Regions from separate parts of the Homo sapiens genome. Here region 2 is linked to region 1. A link is an interaction called in ENCODE POLR2A ChIA-PET data of the cell type or tissue named here. Cell type or tissue: OCI-LY7. All regions are shown on one strand. Each heading gives the region's core, and the rest is flanking DNA. Links, peaks and the distances in the headings are about the cores only.

Evidence for each region. Peaks named below come from ENCODE experiments on the same cell type or tissue, not always from the same donor. Only the 100,000 strongest peaks of a DNase experiment are listed, where the experiment ranks them.
Region 2: POLR2A ChIA-PET joins it to region 1 with 11 read pairs; 2 of 35 experiments call an interaction of 5 or more read pairs at or near these places.

What each region holds. Positions count from the first base shown.
Region 1 is chr15:45,787,660-45,793,040 of GRCh38, reverse strand. All of the region lies in intron 1 of LOC105370802 (a long non-coding RNA gene), which reads right to left. Among named protein-coding and RNA genes, the nearest start is that of SQOR, 160 kb to the right of the region's middle. In OCI-LY7, for the core only: CTCF peaks have their summits at 2,306 and 2,505 (motif pointing right); a DNase peak (open chromatin) is centred at 2,540.
Region 2 is chr15:45,717,758-45,723,138 of GRCh38, reverse strand. The region is part of intron 1 of LOC105370802 (a long non-coding RNA gene); the gene reads right to left. Among named protein-coding and RNA genes, the nearest start is that of SQOR, 85 kb to the right of the region's middle. In OCI-LY7, for the core only: no CTCF peak of the experiment used is centred there; a DNase peak (open chromatin) is centred at 2,308.

The DNA.
Region 1 (5,381 bases), core at 265-5,264:
AGCATGTTCAAAACTTAAATTATTGTGCCACACACACACACACACACACACACAGTCATATTATTCTTCTGTCTTTCCTTTTTAAGTAAGTGGTACCACCCATGCACCAAGTCAACCAAATGAGAAATGTAGTAACAATCTTAAAATCTCTTTTCACCCACACCTACATCCAAATAGTCACCAAGTCCTGTGGATTCTACCTCCTAAATTCCCTAGAATCACTCCCCTCCTCTCCAGTCCACTGTCCCACCTCAGTTAAGCCTCCACCCTTTTTCACCGGCATTACTGCAAAGTCTCTTAATTGGCCTCTCCTTTCAGTCTTAGTCTCGGCCAAACAATTCTCCACACTGGCCTTTCTAAAATAAATCTAATAATAGCACCTCTCGGTCTTAAAAAATTCTGTGGATCTCTACTGGCCTCAGATAAGATCCAAACCCATAAAAATGCCAATGATCCAGCTCCCAGCTACCTATCTAGGATCACATCTCAACACCCCACTCTCCTACCTATATTCAGTGCCTGTGGTTTCCCATGCTCCCTCACTCTTTCATAACTCGGTACACACTGGTACCTCTACTCAAAGCCTCTTTACCCTCTTATTGTCTATCCAGATTTGTTCACACTCCCAGACTCAGATCAACTGTTGTGTCCCTAGAATATTTCCTCTGCCTTTCCCCTCACATCCCCACTCTGAATTACGTGCTGCGTTCTTGGGAATTCCAAAGCATTCTTTGGAATGTTGATACTTCTCTCTACCCTGGCACTTATCACACTTTCTTATGTTTCGTATCCTCTACATTGTAACCTGCTTGAAGCCAGGAATCATTGCTACTCAGTATCTCCAGTCCTATCTCAGTGCCAGGAACATAGTAGATATCCAGTAAGTGTGTGTTGAATAAATGCTTGTAGAATGGAAGATTTACAGTAAAAAGCTTCCCCAGGCTTCATCAGCTATGGACACCAATGAAGTCATAGTCACAATATTAACTCAAAGCCCACTCTGGCCCCCAGTCCTTTCATGTTAGATCTCAGACTCTGCAAATACACACACACAGAGAGAGAGAGAGAGAGAGAGAGAGAGAGAGAGAGAGAGAGAGAGAAGGCTGTGCTCAGGAAATTGCTTACACATGATTCCTTCAGACTGCAGGAGCTTCCCACTCCACTTGACCTCAGCACAGTCTCCACTGGTCACTGATGCCCCTTCCTGGCACCTGCACCGATGCTGCGAAGCCTTCATGATGGTGGTCTTCAGCAAAAGAGAAGAGTAAGTGAGCAGAGAAGAAAGCTTATCTCCTCTGTCAGAGATGGCCCAAAACAATGCAGCTTGTGCCTTGATTTTTTACACACCTTTGGATAAAACATCTCTTTCACCACTAATTTGCACACCCCTGCTCTGCATGGGGCCCCAGATAAGTTCAGTGGAGGTTGATGTCAGATAAATCTGAGTGATGGACACAGAGCTGACTCAGCCACTTTTCCTTTCCAACAACGATGGTATTCTTGACAGAGGAAGCTGATCTGCCTGGATCCTCTCTCCTTCTGCATTAGTGTTCAGTGCCCCACCACTCCCTGCCCAGGGGTTCATTGGATACGGCTGATTTTCACCTATATTAAGCCGGAAAACTGTCCCTGCCACACCCTGCCTCACACACTGTGCTGGCACAGGGCACATAATAGTAAGCAAGGCAGACATGCCATCATGGAGGCCACAGAGCATAAAGGTGAGAGACCGAGTGCTGGAGCCAGGCCACTTGGGTTTACCCCTGGCTTTGTCACTTTCTAGCTGTGTGACCTTGAGCAAGATACTTTACCTCTCTATGCCTCGGTTTTCCCATCTGTAAAATGGTGATAATAGAATACCTAATTTATAGTGTTGTTAGGACGAACAAGTTAAATCATGTTAAACACCATTGCCTGGCACATAGCAAGTACTCTATAAAAGTTAGCTGGTATTATTATAGCCTAATGGTAGATAAAAAACAAAATAGACAAATAGGAAAAATAATTACTGATTATAATATGTGTCACAGAGAATAACAGGAATGGTGAGAGCAGGTCGTTTTAGGCAGAGCCAGAGAAGACTCTCCAAGGAGGTAATTTAAGTTGAGACCTTAAGTTCGAGAAGGAGCCAGCCACAGCAATAGCTGGGAGAAGAAAATTCCTTGCAGAGGGTCAGAAGGAGCAGCAAGTGCAGAGTTCCCAAGACAAAAAAGAGAGCTTGGTGAGCCCTAACAGTAAGAAAGGGTCAGAGAGCTGAGCAGACTGAACAAGGGGCAGATGGCACAGGAAAAAAGGAAGACCAGATTGTGCAGGGTTGATGACTGCAAGAGAAAGTTTGGAGTTCATTCTATGTTCAGCGAAAAGCCATTGGAAAATTTTAAACCTGAGAGTGACATCTAATCTACATGTTTTAAGATTATGCTAATAGATTGAAGGTAAACAAGAGTAGAAACAAGAAGAAAATTAGGAGACTATCGCAGTCATCCAGGATAGAGATGAGGGTGACTGCCACTAGGGGGTGGTGGTGGAGATATAATAAATAAATGGTCTAGGTCTAGTGTTCTCTACAGAGAAGATGCAGTGGTCTTTGCAATAAGGCAGAGCTGGCTGGAGCATTAAAAGTTAAGAGAATGTGAATTAACCTGTCTTACTATAACCTGAAAGAGAGAGATGTTTTTGTTTGTAAACATGGTGTTCCGTGAAAGACAGACCATCACTATTGTCTACAACACAAAGCAATGATTTACTCAGTGTCTGCAATGTAGTCTAGCTCTGGATTTGGTAGAAATGACTTTGTTCCAGGATGGAAGCACAAATATCTTCTTTTCTCCTGATACATATCTCAGCTCTTGTTTTTGAGTCATTAAAATTATTTTTACAAATATTCTAAATAATAAGAAAGCAAACAAAATAGGCATTAGCTTCAATAATCATGCAAGAATTAAGTTATATACTTTGGGTTATTTATAAAGCAATAGATTTATATTTTACAGGTTATAAATGTCTTGTATTATATAAGCCTTTTTGTACTAAATATATATACTATATTAAAATATTATATAGAAATTGGAAAATTTTTATTTTACATAATTAATTTTATAATAATTTTCTTTTATAAATATTGATGATTATATACATGATTTTTTAATGTCACACTCTTAGTCAAGAATGTAGCCCCAAAGGGAAATAAAATTTTCTTCACGAGAATTTTTAAAAACTTACTTTGGCAAAATGTGGCCTGCTTATAGTCTTGTATTACACTATTTCCTGGCACAGGTCCACACACAGAATAGATTTTAAAGGCATGTTTTGGTATCGTCTTTTCTCTGCTCTCAACCAATGAAGTTTTCTCTCTCATAATCTCTCGTCATGAAAAAGTAGGTTCCATCTAAGAAAAGTATTACCAAAACACTTCAAGTACAAAAAAAAAAAAAAAATCATGTCAACGTATATTTATCAAACAACTAATAAACTTCTTCCTCTATCCACTCCCAAAATCCATTTATTTCATCCCAACTAAAATTAAAGTACATGTAGAATTGTGCCAACTAAGAAAGTAACTCATGTCTTAAAGAAAGTGGAAGAGAGCTATAGTCAGAGGGAAATAAAGGAAAATAAAAGAAGCCACCCAAACTTAAAGGCCACTTCTCTCAGGATGGCTTTCAAGACAAAAGCTCAAGGGAATTAACATTTGTTGCATATAAAAACTTAGGGAACATAAAACACTAAACTAATGTGAAATTCTAACCATCCAGAGAACAAGCACATTCAGAAAATGGAAAGCATGATACAGTGAAGAGAATAAGCAGAGCCAAGCTTGGGAGGTAGGATAGATTTTGTGAGAAGTCAGGTTAATTCTTAATTGGTCAATGCATGGAAGAAAACTAGCAGATGGGAAGCCAGCCAAGGGACTCAAGGTTAAAAGCATTAAATAAAACACTTTGAGTAAAATGGTAATCAAACAATAATTCACAAGTAATTTGGCTGATTAAAAATGTCTGAAAGAGGCGGCCCTCAACTCCACTGCTGAGCTAGGAATTCCATATACTGAGCTTATAAGCATGAAAGTTGGGGTGAAAGCTGCATGTCTCCAAAATGGTCGTCCTTCATGTTTATGTGTAGAGGATGATCTCTTTCTGGGCTGGCTGAGTTGGTGTCCAAGGATCTATTTTACCCATTTGTTCAGTATCCAAGATGGTGAGCCTATCTGATTATCTAAAACACTGACTCCTAGGGCCAGACTGGAAAATGGCCAAATCCTTCGGGGAAATCACAAAATCCAAATGAAAGCAGATTCAGAATGGTTATTTTTAAATGTGGCACATCATTTCCATAGGCCAAGAAAAATATCAGGTTAGAGAGAAGAGTAAGAGTGCAGAGGGATGTGGCACCATTAGAAATCCCAACAGAGGCCAGGCACAGTGGCTCACAACTATAATCCCAACACTTTGCGAGGCCGAGGTGGGTGGATCCCTTGAGCTCAGGAGTTTGACACCAGCCTGGGCAACATGGCAGGACCCTGTCTCTATTTAAATATATACATACCTACACACATACATATATATACATACACACACACACACACACACACACGCATATATTTCTTTTATATATATGTACGTATATATTTCTTATATATATTATATATATTTGAAATCCCAACAGAATGTACTCTTCCCCCAAAAGTTTTGAAGAAAGGCCCAGCTGGCCTCCTGCTTTTGCCCGTGTCCCTGCAAATCTCTTCTTAACACAGAATGCAGGTAATTCTATTAAACATAAGTTGGATTATGCCCTCATCTCCTCTAAACCTTCCAATGACTTCTGACCTCCTTCAGAGTAATTTCCAAACCCTGCAGGACCGCATGTGATGCTAAACAGTAAGGCCCAAAGCAGAAGCCTCCACAGAGCATTCTCCCCTCTTTTTGTCTCCCCAGCATTCATATCTCCTTCTAGATTGGGGGAAATCCCTCCCCATGGTATGGTTCTTCGTAGGAGGCAGGACATGCAGTGGTGGAAGAGAAATTGTCCCCTGTCCCCACTCTCTACCTGCTGCAGAAGAGTCACAGGACCCAGGCTAGGCCAGTCCAGTTTGGTTTTTGCATCATTCCTTTGAGATTCAGACAGACAATTTGCAGTAATGAAATCAAAGATGCGGTGGCTGTCACGATGTATATGGTGACAGCAGTGCCACCAGCAGCAAGTGTCCATCTCCAGCGGTGCCCACAGGAACATCCCAACTGGACCATTCTTGTGTTCTTGGCTGCTGACTTCCCTTAGCTCCTGCTTACTTTCTGAGCACAGTTCAACAGCCTCTCCTTTGATTCTGAGAGTTACTATGGCCTTTCAGTAAGTTTTTTTCTGCTTAGATTAGCCAGAATCAT
Region 2 (5,381 bases), core at 169-5,168, 70 kb after region 1:
ATAACAGAATATCTGAGACTGGGTAATTCATAAGGAAAAAAGGTTTAATTGGCTCATGATTCTGGAGCCTGGAAAGTCCAATATCTGGTGGCCACATCTGGTGAGGACCTCATGCTGTTTCAACTCATGGTGGAAAACAGAAGGGAAAGAGGTAGTGTGTAAAGAGACCAAACATGAGAAGCAGCCTCCCTTTATAATGACCCACTCTCGAAGTAACAAATCTAGTCCCACAAGAGCAAAACTCACTCACTCCTATGAGATAGCATTAATCCTTTCATGAGGGTAGATTCCTCATGACCTAAACAGCTCTTAAAGGTCTCACCAACTCTCATCACCCTTACCCTGGGGACCAAGACAACATGACTTCTGCTAGGGTCAAACGATATTCAAACCAAAGAACTGTTTATCTTAGGTTGCAACTATATTTGTGTGTGTGGTTTTTTTGTTGTTGTTGTTTGTTTGTTTTCGTTTTTGAGATAGTTTGGCTCTTGTTGCCCAGGCTGGAGTGCAAATGGCATGATCTCGGCTCACCGCAACCTCTGCCCCCCGGGTTCAAGCGATCCTCCTGCCTCAGCCTCCTGAGTAGCTGGGATTACAGGCAAGCATCACCACACCTGGCTAATTTTGTATTTTTAGTAAAGATAGGGTTTCTCCACATTGGTCAGGCTGGTCTCGAACTCCCAACCTCAGGTGATCCACCTGCCTTGGCCTCCCAAAGTGCTAGGATTACAGGCGTTAGCCACTGCACCCAGCCACAACTATATTTGTAAACCACCATAACTTGGAAGGGGTTATTAAATGGCCCACCTCCTGGCCTCTACCAGTAGCACCCACGCCTTCCCCCTGACAAAAAGCAATAAAAACCCCTGCCTTTAAATTATTAGTATATGCAATGTATGTAGAATCCTTAGTGTTTATATCAAAACTTGGAATGTGATAAGCTACACTAAACTGTCCAATGGTAAATAAACTCTTCTCAACACTCCCCACACTTCTATCCCTCCCCACCACACTATCAAGGCCTGTCTGTTTGTCCCAGTGACCCACAATTGCTATCGTAGATTCAAATAACTCTGCACATTCTCTTTTTAGATTTCTTTTATCTCTATTCCACTCTACTCTCTCCCTCCCCAGGCTAAATCAAGCGTTCTCTTCTCTTCAGCCATGCTCTTATCAGAAGAAAGATTCTTTGAGTCCATCTGCCTCTCAGATCCTGCCTCCTCTCCCCTTCTACTTCGTCTCCTAAACTGAAACCTACATTGCCCCCTTCCCATGCCATCCAAAGAAGACCACTGCTTCTCCTACTCACTCCAGTTTGAGAAACCAGAAGGAAAAATCCACATATTTCTCCCTTCTTTGTCTACTTCACCACCTCCTCTTGTATCCTCTTGAATCAATTATTCCATGTGACCTCTCCCCTATGTTCTTCAGGACTTTCCAAACTTTGCTCCCATCATTGTAGCCAATATACCCTTCCTTCATCCTCAGAGATGTGAATATCTTCATGGTCTTGAAACACCCCCAATGGTCTCCCTTGCCTTCAAACACCCTCATGTATTGTGTGAGCATGAGCCTGTTTTATCTCCAAAACATCAAAGCGTAAGCCCTAGCTCTGAAACTCCCATCCAACTGCTACCTCTGCCTAGGGCCACAGTCCCCTCTCTTACTGAGACTGTTTTGAAGCAAGTATTCAGCCCCATTCTCCACTCAACCAGTCCCCTCTGGCCTGGCTAGTTCCCAAGATCAACCACTTCTGATCAACCGCCACTTAATTCTGCTTTTACTAATAACCCAGGATCCAAATTGCTCTTGGCTTTCCACCCACTGAGACCCTACTTTGTAAGAGAACCAGCACTGAAGTGTGATTTTGCCTGGTAACATTAGACAAAGTCAGGCTGTCTAATCACAGCTGGGTCCCAACTAGGGGTGAAGGGTTGGGTTGCAAGGCACTTCACCACCCCTCAGTTGCACCCAGTCATTTTCATTCTGCTCATCCTCGGTCTCACCCTCTCACTCTCAGAAAATGACCTCAACTCCTATTTCACTGAGAAGAGCTACCTCTTATTCCTCCCTCGATCTACTCTGATCTCTCTCCATCCCCACCTTCACCAACCCTCAACCCCAAACCTATCCCCCATCTCCCTGCCAACTTTTCCCTCCTTCTCTGAAGAACAAATTACTTTCCCATGTGGTTTTTGCCCAAGATGTTTGCATAGTTTGGGCTGGCAACTGCTTGTGCCAGAACCCCCAACCCCAGCTGGTTGAGTTACAGAGCAACCATCCTTTCACTACTGCAAAAGAAAGTGGTGAAAGCAGAGATTGCAAGCTTCTATGAAAAAGTAAGGGCATCCCACAGCATGCCTGGCCTCTTTCATCTTGCCATAAATGCCACTAGTATACAACAGGGGACTCTCCAGTGCGGGGACCAAAGCCCAGGCTGGGAATTTGTAATAAATAGATGCTGGTTTTGAAGTTGTTGGGTATTTGTTTACCACGGAAACATTCTGGGTTTCCTACTCGGGTTTTTTTTAGCTTTTTTTCTGTGTGATTATTGCTGAAAATTTTGTTGTCTTGGTTTGTGCTAATTTAAATTCTCCTTTCCTTTATCTGGATTGATTTATTATCTATTTTTCTAAATTCAAGCTTCTTTTATTTTCTTTTTAAAATATTTTTCTCTTAATCCTCTTTGTTAAAGTATTAACACCCAAAAGAACATTCTTAATTCCTTAATCTTGTACTTAAGCTTCAAAACCATCTACTTTTATGTTTTTATTGTTTCTCCCCATGGGGTTTAGTCTGTTATCCTCTTAATCTTTTATCTCTTTCACTTTGATGTATTTAATCTTTTACCTTGTTGGTTTATATTATTTCATCTTTTATCTTAAATCTAATTTACTTATTATCTTGTCATTACTTTTTAATTCTTAATTTCTATTTTGCTTTTTAACTTTTATTCACAGTGTCTTAATTTTTTAACTTGGATTTAATTTTAGCTTTATTTTTTCACTCCTCTCATTTTCTTTTAATAATTTCACTCTTCTGTATTCTTATCTTAAAACTTATTTATCGTATCTCTCACGGTGGCTTTATGTCTTAACCTTTTATCTGCACTGGGCTTTTATTCTCTGATTGTAATATTTATCCTGCTCCTTTCCCTTTACCTTTCTCTTACCAAGTATCAATGCTTTATTTTTAATATTCTCTTAAACTTCTACCCTTTCCTCGTTATTTTGCTTTTCTCTCCTTTCTTTTTTCTCTTACATTTGTATTTATTTTATGACTTGGTTTAAAAATCACTAGCAGGAGTAAGGTTAGAAAAATCTCATTTCCCTCACGGAGAAATTGTAAAGCTTCTCTTTCAGGGTGTTCTCCCTTACTGCTGCCCCCGTGGTCCCACACGTCATGTACTGCTAGATTCCTCAGCCCTTTTAAGGAGATTGGAGACACCCTCATCTCCAAGGTCAACATTCTCAGTGATGGGGGTGGGGCAGTGGACACAACATGTTTACTAAAGGGCATTGCTTCCTGACATCTTACACTATCCCGTATGTGTTTTAAATTCATGTTTGTGGACATATTTTTGGATTGGGGGGCTGCCCCAAGCCTCAGCCTACACTAAAGCATATTAAAAGAAATAGTCCTAGAAAACCAAACAGTGAGGGTTGTTGAGGACGAGGCTTGTTACGTTTTTGAGGGCCCATGATAGCAACATTATCCTGAACTTGGCACCAAGAATAGGAATAGTGACATGGGTTCTTCTCTCTTGCATTAACTGCTCATGTTTCTCTTGTTGTGTTGGCTACTAAACATCTTAAAGGCTGGGCACGGTGGCTCACGCTGGTAATCCCAGCACTTTGGAAGGCTGAGGTGGGCGGATCACTAGATGTCAGGAGTTCGAGACTAGCCTTGCCAACATGGTGAAACCTCGTCTCTACTAAAAATACAAAAAATCAGCCAGGTGTGGTGGTACACACCTGTAGTCCCAGCTACTCAGGAGGCTGAGGCAGGAGAATTGCTTAAGCCCAGGAGGTGGAGATTGTAGTGAGCTGAGATCACGCCACTGCATTCCAGCCTGGGTGAGAGAGCAAGACTCTACCTCAAAAAATAAAATAATATAATATAATATCAACATCTTAAAGCCAAATGTATGCCCAAGCCCCAGGCAAGTTCCCTTGGACAAGGCAGGCAGTGTGTGCCTAACCTCCCATCCCACTTCATCCTACCTTTCTCTCAACTGCAATTTTCTTGTTTGTTTGTTTGCTTTTTGAGACAGGGTCTCACTCTGTTGCCCAGGCTGGAGTGCAGTGGCACAACCACGGCTTACTGCAACCTCAACCTCCCCAGGCTTAGGTGACTCTCCCACCTCAGCCTCCAAAGTAGCTGGGACTACAGATGTGCACCACTGCACCTGGCTAATTTTTGCATTTTTTGTAGAGATGAGGTTTTGTCATGTTGCCCAGGCTGGTCTCAAACTCCTGGGCTCAAGCAATCCTCCCACCTTGGCCTCCCAAAGTGCTGGATTACAGGCATGAGCCACCACACCCAGCCTTCAGCTACAATTTTCTAACCTACTTGTATTTTACTCTACTTCATAGTGTTATGTGTATATATATTTTTTATTTTTTATTTATTATATATATATATATATATATATATATATATATTTTTTTTTTTTTTTTTTTTTTTTTTGAGATGGATCTCACCACTGAACTCCAGCCTGGGCAACAGAGCAAGACCCTGTCTCAAAACAAACAAACAAAAATTGTAGCTAAAATCAAGAGAGAGGTCTTGAGAAAGAACTGGAGCCACCTAAAAAGCTAAATAAAGCCAGGGTCCTGATTGATACATTCTCATTTCAAACATTAATCTCATTAGGATCTTAAGATAGAATACATCCCTAATTTAAGTTTTAAACATATGGTCATCATGTGCATTATGGGCTTCAAGAAGTACTGATCACTCAGTGACCAACTCAACCACAGCTCTATAACCCAGCATTCAAAGACATAGATGAACAAACCCCAAATCATTATTAATTATGCATAAAGATGATAAATGGGGTCTCATTTCATGTGTTAACATGAATTAGTGGGAAGGGGCTGCATAGAACAGAGTACTGAGAAGAATTGTAGGGCTATATCTGGGCTCTGCAGGAATAAATTCTGTGATCATCTAGACATGTCTGCACAGAATGGGGAGTAGCAGCATTTGAAACACATAGGTGTCTTTTCAGGATATGGTTTTACTATTACTGCTGTATCACCGTATGCCATTGGTGTCTTTCATAAATACCTTTTTAAAACATTAACACATGAAGACCTACAATGACTCTTGCACTTTGTGCAAATCTATTTCCTTGAGTCAGAGAGTTTTTCAGATCA